2 separate regions of the Homo sapiens genome follow, and region 1 is linked to region 2. The links are chromatin loops, found by intact Hi-C in ENCODE. Cell type or tissue: B cell. All regions are shown on one strand.

What was found. Peaks named below come from ENCODE experiments on the same cell type or tissue, not always from the same donor. Only the 100,000 strongest peaks of a DNase experiment are listed, where the experiment ranks them.
Region 1: a loop joins it to region 2, with 21 times the contacts of the local background. A loop is called at or near these places in 15 of 110 quality-filtered maps.

The regions. Positions count from the first base shown.
Region 1 is chr4:42,812,765-42,820,764 of GRCh38, forward strand. No RefSeq gene overlaps it. Among named protein-coding and RNA genes, the nearest start is that of GRXCR1, 76 kb to the right of the region's middle. In B cell, a CTCF peak has its summit at 4,895; DNase peaks (open chromatin) are centred at 4,467 and 4,907; H3K4me3 peaks cover 527 bases; H3K27me3 peaks cover 314 bases.
Region 2 is chr4:42,564,809-42,572,808 of GRCh38, forward strand. It overlaps ATP8A1 (ATPase phospholipid transporting 8A1), which reads right to left. Exons shown (of 37, transcript NM_006095.2): 15 at 4,353-4,397. Among named protein-coding and RNA genes, the nearest start is that of ATP8A1, 88 kb to the right of the region's middle. In B cell, CTCF peaks have their summits at 3,988 (motif pointing right) and 4,190; a DNase peak (open chromatin) is centred at 4,013; H3K27ac peaks cover 1,408 bases.

The DNA.
Region 1 (8,000 bases), 250 kb after region 2:
TCAGGTCTCAGAACCCACTGGCCTCTACCAGGCTCACACCCTGTACTATTCCACCTTGCTGTCCTTTCTTGGTCTGGAAGAACACTTTCAGTCTCCCCAGGGCTTGGATAATTTGAATTCCTGCTCTATTCCATGCTTTGTTATGGAATAAACTATCCACTAGTTACTACTTCCACTAGAATCTTCCCTTTTACAGCTCAAGATATGTATTTTTTTTTTGTTCTCAACAAAATAACACTCTGCAAATCAATGACTTTGACTTTCAAAGTGATTGCTTCTGATGAGGACTTCAAGAGTTTATTCTGTGAACTTAAAAAGAATACCCTGAAAATTGATTGTTCTCTTTTTGATTTTCTATTATAAAAATTCTGACTCCTCAAGGTCGTAAGAATTCTTCTTCACTATCTCCACAAAGGTTCACATACAATGTGCTTTCTGAAAAGTATAAAATTTAATATTTCATGACAAAGTATTTCAAACAGAAAGTGACAAAAGTTTTTGTGTGCTTGTACCAGCAATAATACTCTAAAGATGTCCATCACTGTGATAGGAGAGTGAAGCAGAGGTGACTTAGAATAGAGATGGGAAATGTGGATGAAGCTGGGTATACCCCTTGTGAACCTCCACTTTCAGTGGGCACAGGAATGTGTGCTCCTCTCCCATGCTGGAGTATAGGGAAGCCAGTGAACTCACAATAATATGAGATAGACAAAGCTATGAAGGAAATAAGTGAAGATTGCTTTAATCCCTCCATTCTTTTTTGAATTGCTCAGATCACATGTGCCACATTTCCAGAACTGCTAGAGTTCTTCTCATTTCTCTGCTCCTTGACCTCAAAGCACTTATAGTATATTTGGGGAGACAGGTACTAAACAATGAATATTTATACAAAAATATAATTAGAAATTGTCCAAGAGCCATAAATTGAAAGGAAAGAATGCCACTGGGGAGAATCATGGAGCTGTAGAGGAGAGGCTGAATGTGAAGTGATGTTTCTACAGTGTACGAAAGTTGAGTAGGGATTAGACAGAGTGGGAGGAAGAGAATTCTAGGGCAAGATCCTGAGGAAGCAAAGGGGCTGGTGTGTTGAGGAAGAGAAAAAAGGACCGTTTGCTTCAGGAAGACCGAGTGGTGACAGAGTGATGTGAGAGGCAAGGTTCGAGAGGAGGACAAGGGCTTAGGAATGATTAGAAGCTGGGCTATTATTCTAGGTGCAGTAGAGAAACCACCAAAGGGTGTCATGCTGGTGGCAGGGTTACAATGGGATCACATTGACACCTTACAACGATTACTCCGGCTGTTGTGCAGAGAAGAGGATGAGAAGGTAGGAGGCAAGAGTGAAGGAGGTGAGAGCCCACTTAGGACACCACTGACAGAATAAAGCCAGAGAGGGTCATGTGTGACAGAATAAAGCCAGAGAGGGTCAGAGTACTGACAATGGAGACCGAGAAAACTTGACAAATTCACAATATATGTTAGGGCAGAGTCTTTCAACCTTGGCCCTTGTATTAGTTCGTTTTCATGTTGCTAATAAAGACATATTCCACTAGACATATTCCACAGTCCATTACAGAGACTGGATAGTTTACAAAGAAAAAGAGGTTTAATGGACTCAGTTCCACATGGCTAGGGAGGCGTTACAATCATGGCAGAAGGCAAAAGACACATCTTACATCGCAGCAGGCAAAAGACAGAATGAGAACCAAGTGAAAGGAGTTTCCCCTTACAAAACTATCCGATGACATGAGACACTACCATGGGAAAAGTATGGGGGAAACCACCCCCATGATTTAATTATTTTCCACTGGGTGCCTCCCACAACACATGGAAATTATGAGAGCTGCAATCCAAGATAAGATTTGTGTGGGGACACAACCAAACCATATCAGCCCTCTTGAAATTTTGGACCAGATAATTATTTGTTGCGGGGTTTGTTCTGTTCATTGTAGAATGTGTAACAACATGCCTGACCCCTTCTTCTGCCGGTAGCATTCCCCAGCCCAACCCCCAATGCCCTCCATCAATTTGTGAAAACTTAGAATGTCTCTAGACATTGCTAAATATCTCTTGCATAGTAAAATTGCCCTCGATTGAGAGCCACTATATTAAGGGGACAATTCACAGATACAAACAGCAGATTAGATGTGGAAAGATAAGGAAATGGAAGGTGTCATGAATGACATTTATTTGATCAAGGAAGTAGGTGGATATGTGATTATAGGAATGCAATGACTTGAGGAGACTATTTGGGGCATGTGTAGAAATATTAAGAGTTTGTTTTAAACACAGTTAATCTAGATGCCTCGAAGACTTCAAGGAGAGATATCAAGGAGATGGTTGCTTATTGTACTAAGAGATCTTGGCTGGAAATATGAAGAGCCATGGGGTTTGGATGTGATCACTGATAGAGAGAATGTAAATGAGAACAGAAGAGCTTTGGGAATTGAATATAGAAAAATCTATTATTTCCAAAACCAGCAGAAAATGTCATGAAAAGGGAAAAACACCCCAGCATGCTTTTCAAGAAGAAGAGAGTAAACTAAATTGAATATGACTCAAAGTTCTAGTTATATGAGGATTGAAAAGTGTCCATTGGAATTGGCAAAAAGGGAGGTAACTGTAAAACTTAGCTGGTGGGTAGAGATATTTAATGGAATAGAAGGGGCTGAAATCATAATGGGGTGGGCTGGAATGAGAATGAAAGTTGGAAAACCATGTGTGTAGACTATTATTTCAAGAGTTTTTTCCAACCAAGTGAGGAGGAAGGAAGCAATTAACTAAAAGGAGAGGTGGCATTGGCAGGGGGTTTCGGGGGGGTGCTTTGTAAAAACATGATAGTAAGAAACATGATTCAATTTTGCTAGGAAATGATCCAGTAAATAGTAAGAGAAGTTCAAAATAGGGGAAAGAGAATAACAGATTCACCAAAGTTCTCTGGTAGGTATGACACTTTTGGCTAGTAATTTGCTAGGGGAAATATACTTTCTTTATTATAACAGAGAAAATGATAATATTGATCATGATAGCTAACATTTATTGAGGGTTTATGATATGTCAGGCTTCTTACATGTTTTATCTCATTTAATCTTCTCCCCCAAAACTTATGAAATAAATCCTGTTAGTATACATACTGGAGAAATGAGAAAACAGGGTTAGAGTAACTTGTTTAAGTGGCAGAGCTTAGACTGTAATGGAACTCATTCCTGAATCCAGGTTAAGCCAACTTATTCCAGAGCCTAAGCTCTTAAAAGAAGCAGAGAAAAGGAATCCTGTCAATTAACCTACCAAAGAATTATTAAAACCCATTAACTCTTGCCTATTACCTTAAAGTTTTAAGACCAGCTTAATTTGAATGAAGGTTACCTCTCACAGTGAAATACTCCATGCTTCCCTATACTTGACCCTGTCCTAAAGTGATGACTGGTTTTCTCTCATCTTTTATTTTTTACTCAATTTGTTTGTTTGTTCATTTACATTTTTCTAAAGGAATCTTCTACACTAACAGCGAGCAGGTCTGGGCTCAGAAAAGATAGCCTGTCCTTTGAGTGGAAAGAATTACTCAGGGTGCTTACTTTTTGAGCTGGATTAGACACTGAGCAAATGTGTTTCCTGTTCTGGGCTCTAGGCCCTGCTTGCCAGAGCAGCTACGAATACTTATTACAGCCTTCCAGAGGCTGTTCGCAGAGTCTCCGAGATTGGTTAGTAATTGGCATAGAAGAAAATGCCATTGGCTTACCTTACTCTGGGCTTTTTGTTTATAATGCTAGCTTTATTCTCAAATCCTGGCAATGATTCTTTTCTAATAAGCAAGCATTCTCTGATATTTGATACAGTATCAAGCAGTACTTGTCCTATCTTGACCTTAATTTTCTTTTTAATCATTTACTTGAAGGACCTCGTGTGTGTGTGTGCACGCGTGTATGCCCATGTGTGTGCGTGTGTACCCCCACGTGTGTGCAAGTAAATGCATAAGGTTGTGTTTGTGGCTTAAGGGTGCTTTTCTGAGATACAAGGCCTGTTATGATAAGATATACTCTTTGGCCATCTTCTGAAGAGAAGCCAAAAAAAAAAAAAAGCAGTTCAGAGTTTTATCTGGACAGGTAAAGTCATAGTATTGACTTTTTATCTTACAGTGTTTCTTAGATAATTTGGTTCCTTTTTTTAGTTTTCAGGATGATGACACACAAACAAATGATCATTTTCACCTCAAGTGGCTCTCTTTTACAAGAACAAAGATTCTCATGTCAAAGTGAATAAAGAGGGAGGCAGGGACCCAAGAGAGAGTGGAGAAATGGGAGCTCGCTCTACCGTACAGTTTATCTAGATGTGTTTGACACTTCCTTTTTAATGTTTACCAAAAAAAAAAAAAAAAAAAAAAAAAAAGAGGAAGAAGAAAAGAAAGAATAAGAGAAAAAAGAAAAAAGAATGTGATTCAAAGTGAATGTGAACAAACGATCGCGTGGCTTGAATGCTTTAGCACAGAAGTACTTGGGTCACCACTGTCTTTTCAAACTCGATCTTCTGACTTTCGAGTATCTCTGACTCCATTCATGTATAAAAGGTAGCCATAGTCTTCCAGAGGTGAGGCCGTCCTTTTGTTTTGAGTTCTCTGGAAGCAACTCCAGTTTCTAGATCAGAAGAAAGAATAGGCAAAATGAGAGTATTTGAAGCCTATGGAGTAGATGCACCTGTGAGGTTTCTTAAGTCTTAGCTGAAAGGCTTCTGCATGCAAATATACATTAATATGTGTATACATACATAGCTCTTCGACTTTGCAGTTACATTTCTAGAGTTTTTTTTTTTTTTTTTTTTTTTTTTTTTTTTTTTTTAACTACTGAGGGAAATGATCTGATCAGAGTGCTTTGCTCTCAGAAACAGTCACAGGGCCCAAGTAACCGGGCAGGCTTGTCCCCTCCTGTGGCAGTTTATTAGTACTGCAGAAACAACTCTGCAAACCAGCATACCGGCAATTAAAGGTGTGACAACTTCATGTCCCAGGAGAAAGCATTTTCATGTGGAAGTTAAAACCTGATGACATGTGAAAGGAGATGAAGGATGTGTATAAAACTGGATGTTTAAAAAATTCAGCTCTGCCACATCAAATGTTTGGAGGTATCCAGGGGCAGTGAGTGAAGCATTGCAGCAAATGAAATTCTGGCTTTCTTTTCATTTTGAACAAGAGCTTCACATTATTGAAACACACATTTTGCTTATCCATGAAACCCATGTTTGAATCAACAGCTGCAAGCAGAGCCAGTTCTGTCATGTGGCTCTCCAAGGCTGGCTGAGTGACTGATAGTGACATATTTTGAATGATTTAAGAGAAACCAGGGGACTGTTGACCAGCAGTACATCCCAACATTATTAGCTTCCTTCTGATATGTCAGGGCTACTGATGAATTTTAGTTTTCTCAGAGGTTTCTGATCTTGGAGGCAGCACTGGATGAGCTGTTAACAAGCTTTCAGAATGTCAGATTTGCACTGGATTTAACTGACATTTCTTTTTAAGACTTTAAAGGATCATAAATTACAATAGGCTTTTTGGTCCCTGGGCAGTCACAGCCCACAGCTGAGGAGAATGTGCTCAGTAAATGTGTATTGTGATGGACTAGACTTTTGTAACTAGCCACTCAGATTTGGAAAAAATAAAAGGAAGCCTTACAGATATTAGGTAATAAAGAATATGCTTTATAACATCAAAATATGATTTATGAAAAAAAGAACATTCCTATAATTTGGGTTCAAGCTGAGACTTCTGGTTAAAAGTGTCTTAAATTTCATAGTGGTTTTACAGTGTTTTTGTAAATTTTCACATATCTCCTCTGATCCTTAACATGCTATTCCATTTAATCTCTATTTACTTAGTGACAACATTTGATTGAAGTCACAAGTCTGGGATCCTTGTCTCAGCAGGTTGAGTAACGTCAGTTTTCCAGGTCCTAACCCTTATTTGCTTGTATAATTAACTGTTGCTACCAATTTAACCATATTTAAACTTGGATCACATTAGAAAATATAGTGTAGTTAGAAAATAAAGTTAATGTTGGTTCTAAACAAGTTATTTAAATTTTCAGGGGTGTAGTGGAATAAACACTGGCTTTAGAGTTTGCCATCCATAGTGTCGAAGTGCAGCAAGCTGAGTGAACTTGGAGAAAAAATGATTTTAACATCTTGATTCTCAATTTCAATGTCTGTACTTCGGGGATAAAAATAGTTATCTTCTAGATTATCAGTTATTTACTCCAGAAATGTTTATTGAGTAGCTAACTACTCTGTGCTAGGCATTATTTTAACATTGAAATGCAATGTTGAGTGAGATAGAAAAAAATCCCTACCCTCAGGGACTTGTCTTCTAGTTGGGGAAGACAGACAATAAATAATTGAATAAACTAGTTCTGAGAGTCTCAAGTATTATACAGGATATGCAATGGGATAATGTAGCAAGAATGCCTTGGGTGAAAATGGCAGCATTCCAGGAGACAGGGTGATTAGGGAAGGCTCCCCTGAGGATGTGACATTGAGGGTGACCTGAATGATAAAATGACACTAGCCTTGTGAGGGATCAGAGCAAAAGCATTGTAAGCAGAGGGAGTAGCAAATGCAAAGGCTCTGGTATAGGAAGGAGTTTAGAGTGTTTTAAGAACAGAAAGAAATCTGGTCCTAGAGGAAGGCAGGGGCTAGACCACGACAGGCATTTCAGCCATAGTAAGGATTTGGATGTTCTCTAAATGCAATGGAAATCATTGGAGATTTTAAGGAAGTGTAATGACACGGTTTGATTTGTATTTTAAAATGCTAACTTTGCTGTGTAGAAAATGGGCTGTGGATAAATATTAAACATGGTAATAGGAAGAACAGCTAAGAGGCTATTGCTGTATTCTAGATAAGAGATGATGGTGGTTTGAACTAGTGAAATAATGATGGAGATGAAGGTAAATATTTGGATTTGGGGCATATTTTGGAGGTAGAAAGGACAAGACTTGCTGATGCAGTGAATGTGAGGGGTTTAGGAATGAGAGAAATCTGGGACAGATTGTGGGTTTTGGTTTGATAAGACAAATAAATCAAATGGGGGAAGACTTGGGAAGAAACCCGACAGTGCAAATAAACCAAGAGTTTCATTTTAGAGATATTAAGTTTAAGTTGGATTTTGGATCCAAGTAGAGCTATCATATAGGTGCCTATGAATGGGATGTCAAGTAGAATATGCAAGCTGGAGCTCATGGCAGGCCTCTGGGCTGGAGAGAGAAATTAGGGAATCATTAGCTTTGCTGATGTTTAAAGCCAGGGGAGTGGAAGAGATGACTCAGGGAGAAAGAATGAGTAGAGAACGGGAGAGGGTACAGGATAATCCCTGAAGCACTCCAAAATTTAGATGGCATATTGAAAGAAAGAGTAAGCTGAAGAGTTGGAAAGGAGGTAGCTAGTAAATGGAAAAACACACAAAAATGTTGATATGTCTAAGGAGGAGTTAATTGTATTTATTGCTGCTGAGAGGTAAATATGAAGTTAGAGAAGTGGACTTCAGGTTTGTACAGTGACTCAAAATAAGAGCACTTCCATTGAAGTGATGGGGACGAAAGTCAGGCTGGAGTGGATTGTTATGAGAATTACAGTCCACATAAAACAAGCCCCAGGTTTTATATGTAAATCATTCTGAGACAGTATATGCTTAAGATATGGTAGCTATTACTGAGAAATAATAATTTGGTGGCAGATTTTGTGGCTTGACAATAGCAGCCATTCTCCTGGCCTCCTTCCCCCATCCCTTGCTTCATTTTCTTGACAAACTTTTCTCCTTCTTTAAATTTGTCTGAGTTTTCCACCCTTCCATATGCTGAGGGATGAGTCTAGGTCACCTTGGTGGTCTTATTCATTTCGCCAGTGATTAGTTTAGGCATTGTTATGTGACCAAATCCTGGCCTGTATTACTCAGGGTTCTCTTAGAGGAACAGAACTAATAGGATAGATAGACATATAGAAAGGGGAGTTTATTAAGC
Region 2 (8,000 bases):
TAAGATTTGGGAGGGGCCGGGGTGGAATGATATGGTTTGGCTGTGTCCCCACCCAAATCTCACCTTGAATTCCCACGTGTTATAGGAGGGACCTGGTGGGAGGTAATTGAATCATGGGGACAGGTCTTTCCTGTGCTGTTCTCGTGACAGTGAATTAAGTCTCACGAGATCTTATGGTTATTATAAGGGGGAGTTTTCCTGCACAAGCTCTCTCTTTGCGTGCTGCCATCCACGTAAGACATGACTTGCTCCTCCTTGCCTTCTGCCATGATTGTGAGGCTTCCCCAGCCACATGGGACTGTAAGTTCAATTAAACCTCTTTCTTTTGTAAATTGTCCAGTCTTGGGTATGTCTTTATCAGTAGCTTGAAAACGGACTAATACACTATGTGACTCAACATCTTTCTAAAGGCAATTACAAAAGAGGAATTTCAAAAACATTCTGTGAAATGGCTGCCTTACTGGAATAAATAAACTATCTGCCAAGGTGACTGCTTTGAAGACTAACATTAATTTGGATGTGTCAGATCTCTTTGTTATACAGTCACACCTGGAAGAATGTTTTAGTGAGCCTAGCTTTTGCGGCAGAATAAATGAATACCACTCACTTCATACATAACTACAGACCAGAATGAAATGAGAAAATAAATAAGACCAGAGGATAGAAAATACAGTGTAGTACTATCCACTGATAGTGTGATAATACTAAAAACCCCAGTGAAATGACTAAGCACAGAACACTTTAAGGTGATCCTTCTGGGGAATCACCCTCACTAGCATTTACTTGAACGATTATCAACAAGAATAATGTGAAACTATATTAAACAGTTGAGAAAAAACAAATAATATGTTATTTTGGATTTGCTTCAAAATGATAGTGGGGGAAAGGCATAAATGAACTGGTCTTAAGTGCATATTATTGAAGCAGGTGGATCAGTACATCTGTCTGCTTTTGTTCATGCTTAAAATTTTCCACAACAGAAGACAGAAAATGATAAAAAATAATTATAGAAATATATAGTTTTAGAAAATGAGCATATCTTAGGGCTACATTGATGTTAAGAATAAATAGATTTTCCCCTTCAATCCAAAGTATTGATACTATCAATCTAGAGCAGTAGATTTTTAATAAAAAGGAATTAATCTGTGAGGTTATATGCTAGCTGATGGTTCTTGGCAATGATGAGAAAACCAGGTTAATCTGCAGTAGGTAGCTACTGGTTGGGAAATAGTTTTATCTCTATAAACTATTTATATTAATACACCTAAGCGAGTAGAGCTACAACCATCATCTGATTATCTTTAATGTTAACAGAATATGTGGAAAGACTTAATACATTATAGGTTTGCCTTCAAACTCAACTAAATGTAAATATGTAATCTACATATATCTAAGAGGTAATTATGTTTTTTTAATTTGGCATTTTTGTGAATACTGGTTCAAGTCGGGCAGTAAAATACACATAAGCTCATGGGTTTTATACATGGAATTCAATGAACTTTACATGAAACTGAAGCTGCTGAACAGCCATATTGGAATGCCCTTTCAGATTTTGGATTTATAGAGTCATCTATACTCTTTACTCCTGAAGATCAGCATGAAGATGCAGTCAGATGCCTGGAGCACAGGATTCAACTGGGATCACACTTTTGATCTTGGTTTCATTGGCAATGTGAAACCAAGTGGATGAGGTTGGGCAAATGCTCAAAGTTGTGCAAAGTTGTATGCCCTCATGCTAACTTTACACAAACTTGTTAAATTTTACCTGCTTAATCTGCTCTTGCCTAACACCACAAGAAATTTACTGAAAGAAATTCTAGGTTGAAAAATATTAAATGAAAAAGAGAAATATCAAGGTAAAATGACTGAAATTTCAAGGATATCTTGTGATCTAAAAAGCAGATATTCTTTAAAGTTACTTAGAGTCCATAGGATGTAATGTAACCAGTACTGTTTTATAACCAGGCTGATGTAGGTTTCAACTCTCACATCATCTACTCGTTTTTATAATTTGGGGCAAACTGCTTCTTTGCCTGAATTTCACCAACTTTAAAATGGCCATGTCAAATATGTCATGAGGATTAAGTGAGAGCACCAGAACTAACACTCAGTGTGGGCTGACTATGTGCAGACACTATCCAAAGCACTACACAAACAGAGCTCATCTAATCTTCAAAACCTCCTGATGATGCAACTACTATTATTATCTACATTCTTCCAGATGAGGACATTCAGGCAAAGAGTTGAGTAACTTGTTCAACAGTACCAGTAGAATGAAAATCTGAACTTGGTTGCTTAGTATCCAAAGCCCACATCTTTGATCACTCCACGTAACCTTGGACACAGTAGCAGCTCAGGAAACATTTGTTCTTTCATTTTTGCAGGCCTATAGGTAATTACTTATTTTATAGATGGAGAATCCAAGTATATATTTAAAATAAAGCTTGAGGCTGGGCATGGTGGCTGACACCTGTAATCCCAGCACTTTGGGAGGCTGAGGCGGGCGGATAACCTGAGGTCAGGAGTTTAAGACTAGCCTGGCCAACATAGTAAAACCCCATCTCTGCTAAAAATACAAACATTAGCCAGGTGTGGTGGTGCATGCCTGTAGTCCCAGCTACTCGGGAGGCTGAGGCAGGAGAATCACTTGAACCTGGGAGGTGGAGGTTGCAGTGAGCTGAGATTGTGCCACTGCATTCCAGCCTGGGTGATAGAGTGAGACTCCCTCTTAACAAACAACTCACTTTACTGTAACGGTAGTGAAAGCCTTCCCTATTGTTATTTTTAAAAATCATTACTATCTAAGCTTATATGTAACTATAAGTGGAAATGTACAAGCAATTTATGACAAAGCTGACAATTTCTTATTTGGAGTTACCTAGTTTAGAATATCAAGTTTTCCAAAAGGGTGTTTTACAAAAAGAACTTACTAAACTAGATAAAATAACATCCGCTCTTTCCAGCACCAATAAAAGTTATGAAACAACCTCTATTGAAAGTAGAATATTTTGAATGACGTGAGTAAACAAACATCAATTTTTAACATTTCCTTCCAACATTAAGAAAAATATGGAGAAGGCAATTTCTTCTTAGGAATAACTGAGTTATTTTAGAGGATATATATATCACTTCTATGCTAATGAACAATATTTAAAATTAATAGAATTATGTTAATGTTATAGAAAAGCAGATATAGTCGAAATTTTAACTACTTCTCAAAGGATTAAATAAGAGGGAATATATACAATATTAAACTTGAATTATCCACTAATAGTAAGATGCTTTGGTACATTTAAAAATATTAAAAATTACTTGTGTGTAAGTGTCAAAATGTACGACACTCCAAGCAATGGGCATGTGGTGTCTCATCAGTTGTCACAAGAACCAAACAGCTGCCTGTCATTAACCCTAGGTGTTGTGAGATTTACTGAAAATTTTTACCAAATCTTCACTTCACTGAAATAAATTCCCTGTTGAAAAATATTTAAATGATGTTATTCGACTTCAAAGTATATTGAAAATGTGGCTTCGTCACCAAATACATGAGTAATATGAAAATAAAAATGGAATGACCTATAAATTCTCAATGTTTTCTAAAGTTACCAACATTAAAGGAACATATTTCCTGAAATTTCATTTGCCCACCAACTCATGATGAATTATAGAAATATCAAAATAAATCTGCACTATCCAAGATGAAAATATAAATTCACAAAGGGGAGGAATTTTAAGGTAAAACCAACAAAAAACTCATAAAATAGTGAAATTAAACCCATAAAACGCTAACTTTAATGATGCCAAAATTAAATATACTAAAGTTAACTCTAGTGCTTGGTAGCATAGTTTTCTAACATTTGGTGCAGATTTTAAAAACGTTCACTTCATAGCCTGCACACAGACTTATTAGAATAATCGTAAGAAACACAGAAGAAAATTTCCACTGCTTGGGTATGTTTCAGTAGCCTCTTTTGGTAGCTCTGTAAAGTACATAAGTAGCGGCAGAAGGTGGCAGTACTGAGCTAGAAAAACCTGACGGCTTCAGGAGCTGTAGCTGAAACCTGAGGTAGTCCAAAGCCCACACTCTGGAATTGATCATTAGACTTTATTACAGATAAACAATGTAAAACTCTGGCAAACCTAATCTATAAACTACATGTTTCTCCATCAAAAATCAGGAATATTCAATAGATTTCAAGAAATATCTACTTTACAGCATTGTTACCCTAACTGCTCAGCAATATTTTATTTATATATATATATTTATATAAAAGAGAGTGAAATGTGTCTTACAAAACAATAAAATGCAAACCTTTTATAGGGATCAATGAGGCAGAAAGTTCCATAGAGCTTACCATTCATCAGGAGAGCAGCCATAATCCTCAGGTTCAGGGACATGGCTTCAGAAAGCAAGAAGAGAGGCAGAAAGAGAGGAAAAATAATCACAGAAAGGCTGGAAACATAAAACCACGAAGAAGGGAAGTATAAAAAGATGGATCACTGAAAAGTTAACAAAATGAACTTTTAGTTGAATCTGAAAGAATGGCAGTTAGTACAGCAAATAGAACATAATGATTCATGGTAGCTCAGCAGGTTTACAAAGTTATCCTGTAACTGTATAGCCAATTTGCCTCTTCACCAGAACATTTACTGATTTTATTCACAAAGTTCATAATTCAGTAGGAATTATTTCAACTTAGCAGTTGAAATGCTAAAGCCAATGGAAAATTAATCATATGTGTTATATAATCAGAATAAAGTGTTTCAAGGTAACAAACATGCTAATATCTTGAAACAAATTATCACACTAATAAAATTTGTCAAATACATTTTAGAAGTAACTTTGGCTACCACGAGATGATGGTTACTTCAACAGGTACATTAAAGTAAAAGTTACCTGCATTTCTATAATTAAATGGAACCTTAGTTTAAGAATTTAAATGATATTAAAAAATTTTCACTTAAACTATTTCACTCATTAAAACACTCTTTATTTCAAACAGGAAACATATTCATTAATATCTTCTTTAATTTCATCCATTCGCTCATCTGAACACTAGGAAAGTCTGATAGATGTACTTCATTTCAGCCAGTCATGTATTCAATTGGAAGGGGCCCATAATACATGACAGACCAGATTTTTTTATTTTCCATTTCTTTCATAATATAATCATATACTTTTCCTGTAAATTTATTAGACATGGAGTTTTAAAATGCAGAGTTCAGTACAAATGAAAAGTCACTGTTATTTTTGACGAATATACAATAAACTTTGTTAAAAACTCATGGGATCCTTTCACTTCCTAAAAGTTCAATCTTTCATCAACCCAGCCAAGGCAGGGACTTCATCATTCCAAGGCACCTCTTCCACTACCAAAACATTAATTTGCTTCCAGTGCAGTATCCACTATATCACTCCAATCACAATGGAGGTGGTCCCTTTTAACTCACTATTCTCTCTCCTACCAAAGGGCTTTTGTGCCTGCTTAAGAAGAAGGGCTAATCAAGCCCTTTGTGGGCTGGACTCCAAGAAAAGGAGTTGGCATGCTGCAAAGCTCTGTGGAAACTGGCTGCAACTCCATGTTTAAAGCAATCACTTCAGATCAGCCTCAAGGCTTGGACCCTAGCCCATGGACTGTGCCAGGGAAGGGCCTGGTACTAACCAAGCAACACTGTGCATGGTCCTGCCAAGCTGCACTAGCCCCAATCTCATACCAGGACAGGGGATAAAGTTTCCCAAGTCATGCAGCTTAAAAGCTCCAGAGCTCAAGTGCCAGAGACCCTCTTCACAACTCTGGCGCAGCCCTGGAAGAATGCTGAGCACTACCTAGAGCCCGATGAGCAGTAGGTGGCCTGCAAACCTGCCACTGATCCTATATGCAAGTTTCCCTGTTATTGCTGCTCCAGAAGCTCTGGTGTCTACGTGGTATCTGGCTTTTTGCCTTTGTATGTGCCAGTGCTATAACATCTACCTGGTAAGTTCTTCACTTAATCAAATTCATTCTTAGATCTCAACTCCAGAATCACTTTCTTAGGGCATATTTCCTTGCCTTCCCTGTTTAGATCAAACCACCCATTATAGCCTCACATAGACCTCTATACTGTGTTAGGACTTTATATTTGTCTGTATGATTACTTAATTAGCATCCACTAAGTGCCAATTAGACTATACACTTTAGGCAGGAGGAAATCATGTGAACTTTTGCCTTTTTTACCTGCATTATCTATCAAAGTGTCACATACATCAACACTTGAGATATACAGATAAATAAATGAATGGAGTTGACTAGAATTTATCACAAGTCATGGTGAGCAGTAAGATAAACATGGCTGTAGCAAGATCTTGGGGGATAGTATTATGATAATCGTGAAATTTCTCGTGGTGAGTCTCTTCTTGGGGTTAAAGAAGTAGCCGATCCTTCCAGCAAATATATAGCTAAACCAAATACTGTCAAGTAAAGTTATTCACACAGTATATTCATATATAAAGATTGCTTTTAAAAACTTATTTTTCATTTAAAGGGAAAATGCAAATGATGTTTTTAATACGAATTAAATGCCTTGTCCACACAAAAAAGCATTTTGTTTGCTTAACAGAATTTCTTTTTATAGACTGTATCTTGTTAAGCCTCATCCAACTTATTCTAAAAGGTCTAAATTTTTTTTTTTTTTTTTTACAAAGATGGCACTTAGGACTGTATCCCAGAATCTTCACTCTATTGAGATTTGTGGCCCCTGAACAGAGAAACTGCTTACCTATTCCGGGTATTCAAGTAACTATTATAAAACTGACTTATTCCCTACAAGAAGCAATTAGCTGAAATGATACTTTAATAACTAATGTTTACAGTAAAATGTCTGGTTTGTCATAAGTTAAATTTACAAATGATATCACAATTCACTTACATTTTACTGTAATTGTCCCATAAAAAGATCTAATGAAATAATCTAATAATTTTGCAGTGCATTCCTAACTAAAAGTTGATTTCTACAAGATAATCATCATTGGCAACTATGTACAAATCTATTTTATTGCCCATCATGAATCCAATTTGGGGCGAAGGTTCAGGGAAATCAAAGAAAATTTATTAAAATTAAATTCTGATGCACGGTTTTAAGTGTTAATTATAATTTTCTTACAAACATGGAATACCCAGAACTAGCTAGGAATTATACTATCAGGAAACTTCAAGCCTTATTCTTCTGATAAGACACAACAGAACTCACTTGAACCCTATCTGGGGTGAAACTGAGCTGTACCTGATGTTTTGGCAACACTGAGGCAAAATCAGCTCTGCACTTGTAACACCAAAGGCTTTTGTCAGGATATGAAATTTTGTGTTACTCTCTGGTTTTGCCACCTCCCTAGGGGCATAAACACCTTGCTTTCTTCCACTGGGGTTAAAAGTGCTCATACATAATAGTTCCCATATTAAGCAATTGTTAAATGCTGCTCTGGGGAAAATAAGATAGCAAAGCCAGGTCATTTCCCCCATCTGGATTCCCATAATCCAAGAGTGCCCAGAGGAAATCTACACAGAAAAGTGCTAGACAGTAATTACTCTCTCTCACCCCTTCACATCTAACCATGGAGACTGGCTGTAATTAAGTAACAGTGTTATTTTCCCTGCTGTAAACATGTGGTCAAGTCAGAAGTCACGGTTTCTCCAAAACTTTCAGACATCAACAACTCTCTACGATGCTAACAGTCCAATAATCCACCAGGATGTGTTTGGGAGGGAACACTGATAAAAACTCAAGGTTAAGGATGCCTAAAAGCACATACACAAACATGATCACTGGAAGCAGTTTAACTAGCTTTACTCTACATGGCTTCTGGTATCCTTGAAAATATGATACCATAACTAAAAAGGAAACAGATTTCGGCTTATACAGTTAAAATTTGCAAACAAATAAACTTCTGTTTATTTCTAAACATTATGTTAGATTTCGTATCTGGAAAAGGACTTTAGAAATGGTTTGGTCTCACTATCCACATCTTA